2 separate regions of the Homo sapiens genome follow, and region 2 is linked to region 1. Evidence: chromatin loops called from intact Hi-C (ENCODE). Cell type or tissue: B cell. All regions are shown on one strand. Region 1 overlaps VPS9D1 (VPS9 domain containing 1). Region 2 overlaps FANCA (FA complementation group A).

The links. A loop is a pair of places that touch in the nucleus more often than their neighbours do. Peaks named below come from ENCODE experiments on the same cell type or tissue, not always from the same donor. Only the 100,000 strongest peaks of a DNase experiment are listed, where the experiment ranks them.
Region 2: a loop joins it to region 1, with 3 times the contacts of the local background. A loop is called at or near these places in 5 of 110 quality-filtered maps.

What each region holds. Positions count from the first base shown.
Region 1 is chr16:89,705,184-89,707,683 of GRCh38, reverse strand. It overlaps VPS9D1 (VPS9 domain containing 1), which reads left to right. Exons shown (of 15, transcript NM_004913.3): 15 at 1-550. Among named protein-coding and RNA genes, the nearest start is that of SPATA2L, 4.7 kb to the right of the region's middle. RefSeq lists enhancers at 797-1,297, 1,275-1,454. In B cell, a CTCF peak has its summit at 1,557; DNase peaks (open chromatin) are centred at 1,553 and 2,483.
Region 2 is chr16:89,763,948-89,766,447 of GRCh38, reverse strand. It overlaps FANCA (FA complementation group A), which reads left to right. Exons shown (of 43, transcript NM_000135.4): 28 at 1,382-1,558. Among named protein-coding and RNA genes, the nearest start is that of ZNF276, 44 kb to the right of the region's middle. RefSeq lists enhancers at 1,139-1,208, 1,369-1,478. In B cell, no CTCF peak of the experiment used is centred here; a DNase peak (open chromatin) is centred at 1,377; H3K4me3 peaks cover 1,736 bases; H3K27ac peaks cover 1,751 bases.

The sequences.
Region 1 (2,500 bases):
TCTGACCCTGGAGCTTGGGGTTGGCACCTCTGCCCCGACAGAATGGGGCTGAATCAGCTCCAGGAGGAACCAGGCCCTGCTCTCCTGTGTAGGCCTCAGAGAGGCCAAGAAGGGAAGCTTTGGGCTTCGGTGGGTGCAGGCTCAGCGATGAACATCTGGCTGGGGCAGCTCCTGGGGAGCATCAGGGAAGAGGGGGCCATGAGCCGGCCAGCAGTGGAGACGGCAGTCCAGTTTCTCTCCCCTCTGACCCCTAGAAGGGGAGTTGTAGCCCCATGAACTAGTTTCTTGTCTGGGTCAGGAACAAGGGCCGGCTGGGGCCTGGGGTGCAGCTGGTGTCAGGGTATGCTGTTTGCTGATGGGCAGGGACACCCCTGCAGGGTCTCGGGCTCTGAGCCCAGGACATTCCCTGCCCCTTACTCACCTTGGCTGTGGGCTGTGAACATTCCGGGACCCTGGGCATCTTATCTAGGTCCGTGCAGCCCAAGGGTCAGCCCTCTTGACTGTCACATGCTGCCCCCACCCAGCCTAAAATAAAGAGCTCACTGCTGTGCTTCGCCGTGTGGCTCCCTCAATCCCCACCCCACTGGCCAGGCAGCACAACCACCCCTGCTGCCCATGGCAGAGGCCGCTGAGGATGTGGGGGACGAGCCACAGCCCAGCCCCAAACCAAGCCTGGCCCAACCTCTTGAACATCTGCCAGCCTCCGAGACCCTCTGCATAGAAGCAGGGTCCTCTTGGGGCTGTGCCTGGCCAGGCAGGTGTGGGCTTCACCCTCTTGGACAGGAGAGCTCTGCAGGGCATCAGTGGGTGGGAAGGGTGGGGTGAGGCTGGGGTCCAGGTCATCACTGGGGACCTGAGCCCAGAGCAGTCACCCGAGGGTCTCAGGAATCATCGTTCTGTGCATGGCGACACACACATGCTCTGAGGTGCACAGAAGGCTGCCGGGCGTGGACAGCATCTGCCAGGGCGGTGTGGGCAGATCAGGATGGAGGGCTCTTCTGCAAGAAAGGCACCCCTGGCACCTTGAGATGCCATGAGGAGGCAGGTGGCAGGGCTGGTGGGGTGGGAGGTCCCAACCCTAGATGCTACCAGGAGCTGGCTGGGGGGCAGTGTTGCTGTTCTCAGGGAAACAGTCTTAAAAGCAGTAGCTGTGGACCTCGGTGGGATGCTCTGTGCTTGCACCCTGAGCAGGGGCTGGTTTACCCGCCAAGGACCCCATAGGGAGACAGAAGTGTCTCTCTGGGTGGGGCAGAGCTGGAGCATCTGCCCCAGCCCTCGATACGAACCCCAGCTGGCCACGGTGCCTTGGAGCTTGGGCTGCTCCGGCCTCAGCGTTGGTGTCTAGAAGATGGGATTTTAAAGTCCGCTTCATAGAATGGTGGAGATGAGCTGTGTCTTGAACAAATCCTGGCGTGGGAGCCCCTGCTGGCTTGGCATCGGGGCCACACCTGCAGCCTGCACACTGTGGGGGCCGGGAACGTCCTGGCTCAGCTGTATCCCTGGCGCTGAGACCCGGCAGACATGTTCAAGTGCTGCTGTTTGCTGTGCAGCTTTGCCCTCGCTGAGCCTGCAGCTCCCCCATAAGACAGGAATGAATAATAGCAGCTTCCTTTTAGAAATCCTACAAATGGCCGGGCGCGGTGGCTCACGCCTGTAATCCCAGCACTTTGGGAGGCCGAGGTGGGCGGATCACGAGGTCAGGAGATCAAGACCATCCTGGCTAACACGGTGAAACCCCGTCTCTACTAAAAATACAAAAAATCAGCCGGGCGTGGTGGCCCGCACCTGTAGTCCCAGCTACTCGGGAGGCTGAGGCGGGAGAATGGCGTGAACCTGAGAGGCAGAGGTTGCAGTGAGCTGAGATCGTGCCACTGCACTCCAGCCTGGACGACAGAGAGAAACTCCGTCTCAAAAAATAAAAATAAAATAAAAAGTAATGGCTGGGCGCAGTGGCTCATGCCTGTAACCCCAGCGGTTTGGGAAGCCGAGGCGGACGGCTCTTTTGAGGTCAGGAGTTCGAGACCAGCCCGGCCAACATGGCGAAACCCCGTCTCTACTAAAAATACATAAATTAGCTGAGCGTGGTGGCGGTAGTCCCAGTTACTCAGGAGGCTGAGGCCGGAGAATTGTTTGAACCTGAGAGGCAGAGGCTGCAGTGAGCCGAGATCACGCCATTGTACTCCAGCCTGAGCACAGAGCGAGACTCCATCTAAAAAAAAATAAAAATAAAACTATTCTGCATAAGCAGTGTCCAAATCATAACAAAAATCAAATGAAAAGTAAACAAGATGTAACCTTATATCCATTGGACCGGAGAAGATGAGGAAGCTGGACGATGCTGAGTACAGGAGGGGGAGGGAGCTCACGCACACTGTGGGGTGGACACGGCAGTGGCCCCAGGGGACCAGGTGCAGTCCTGGAGTCCAGGTAAGTGTGGACGGAACCTCCGACCTGGCAAGGCTGCTGCCGGTTTTAGAGGATGTATATGCAGTGGAGGCAA
Region 2 (2,500 bases), 59 kb before region 1:
GTGAGCCGCTGGTGCCCGGCCCAGACAAAGGAATTTAAAGATGAGCATTGGAAACCCTGAATGTCAAAAGTAAAGGTGAAATGGCACTGCAAACCAGTGTTGTCCTTTTATAGGATTTTAATGAACGTCTCGTGTATAAAATAGTGGTTTTCAGGCTGGGCGTGGTGGCTCATGCCTGTAATCCCAACACTTTGGGAGGCCGAGGCGGGCAGATCATGAGGTCAAGAGATCGAGACCAGCCTGGCCAACATGGTGAAACCTGGTCTCTACTAAAAATACAAAAATTAGCCAGGCGTGGTGGCGCACGCCTGTAATCCCAGCTACTTGGGAGGCTGAGGCAGGAGAATCGCTTGAACCAGGGAGGCAAAGGTTGCAGTGAGCCGAGACTGCACCACTGCACTCCAGCCTGGGCAACAGAGCGAGACTCCACCTCAAAAAAAAAAAAAAATAAATAAATAATGGTTTTCAACTTCAGGCTTCACATTAGAATCAACTGAGAAGCTTTTGAAACTATAGATTCCTGGCCCCTTTCCAGATAAATTAAGTCAGAATCTGGGAGCAGCCCCTGAGGATCCAGGGTGCACGTATTTCCAGTTATTTCCTCTGAGGAACTTTGTCCCTGGTGCCAAGTTTTTAAAGAAAACATGGAGTTTGAGCTTAGGAGAGGGCAGCGTGGTTCCCACCCAGCATGCTGAGCAGGGACGACAGTCCTTGGAGCAGGCTGGTTATAAACATGGGAGGCTCTCATCTCCTCGGGGGCAGAGATGGACACGGTCACGCAGCACCAATAGTGTGTCTGGCTTGTCCAGTTGGTGTGCATTTTTGGTGGGAACGCCATTCCTGGCAGAGGCCTAGAGATGGGCTGTTTCACTGCCCGGGACCAAACCAGCCCTACCCCTGGGAGGCAGTTTTGTTCCTGCAATTCTGCTTCCAGACATTTAGCTCAAGGAAGCAGTCAGATGGCAGGAAGGTCTGCACATAGGCTCTTCCCTGGAGCACTGTGCACAGCCATGATCGCTGAGGGGCTCTGCACCCTTCCAGGGGCTGGACTGAGGTCCCCTGAACGTGGGGTTGTGTGTTGTGCCCTCCCAGGGGCTGGACTGAGGTCCCCTGAACGTGGGGTTGTGTGTTGTGCCCTCCCAAGGGCTGGACTGAGGTCCCCTAAACGTGGGGTTGTGTGTTGTGCCCTCCCAGGGGCTGGACTGAGGTCCCCTGAACGTGGGGTCGTGTATTGCGCCCTCCCAGGGGCTGGACTGAGGTCCTCTGAATGTGGGGTTGTGTGTGTGGGCTGTTGATGGTCTGTTTCCACCTGAGCATTTGCTCAGCCACTCACAGTGAAACTTGCGCAATGAAGAAACGGCCGGGTCACTCTCTGTTTCAGTTTCAGTTCCTCATGTTCAGATTGTTCTCAGAGGCCCGACAGCCTCTTTCTGAGGAGGACGTAGCCAGCCTTTCCTGGAGACCCTTGCACCTTCCTTCTGCAGACTGGCAGAGAGCTGCCCTCTCTCTCTGGACACACAGAACCTTCCGAGAGGTGTTGAAAGAGGAAGATGTTCACGTAGGTGACCGTTCCTTCTCCTGCATCATGCCACGTCCTGAGTCTAGGGTTTGTGTGTGCTCCTCGGGCAAGAACAGCAGCACGTAGGTGACCGTTCCTTCCCCTGCATCATGCCACGTCCCGAGTCTAGGGTGTGTGTGTGCCGACTGTCTCCTCGTCTCGAGTCTAGGGTGCGTGTGCCGACTGTCTCCTCAGAGGCAAGAACAGCAGCACTTAGATGGTTTGATTGGAATCTTGACTAAAATCGTTGTGGCCTCATGTGCAGCTCTTAAGAAATTATACAGATACTGGGCACGGTGCTCACACCTGTGATCCCAGCACTGTGGGAGGCCAAGGCGGGTTGATCACCTGAACTCAGGAGTTCAAGACCAGCCCGGGCAACATAGTGAAACCCCATCTCTACAAAGAATGCAAAAATTAGCTGGGCACAGTTGTGTGCACCTTTGGTTCCAGCTACTTGGGAGGCTGAGGCAAGAGAAATCACTTGAGCCCAGGAGGTGGAGGTTGCAGTGAGCCAAGATCACGCCACTCTATTCCAGCCAGGATGACACAGCAAGACCCTGTCTCAAAAAAATATATTAATAAATACAGAGAAACCCTGCTATACTTTCTCAGTTTCTCCCAACACGAACTTCTTTTTTTATTTTTACTGATATATTTTTTGAGACAACGTCTCGCTGTGCTCAGTGGTGCAGTCTTGGCTCACTGCAGCCTCTGCCTCCTGGGTTCAAGCAATTCTCATGCCTCAGCCTCTCCAGTAGCTGGGACTACAGGCGCCTGCCACCACGCCCGACTAATTTTGGTATCTTTAGTACAGACGGGGTTTCACCATGTTGTCCAGGCTGGTCTTAAACTCCTGGCCTCAAATTACCCACACGCCTTGGCCTCCCAAAATGCTGGAATTACAGGCGTGAGCCATTGCGCCCGAGAACTTGTTTTTTG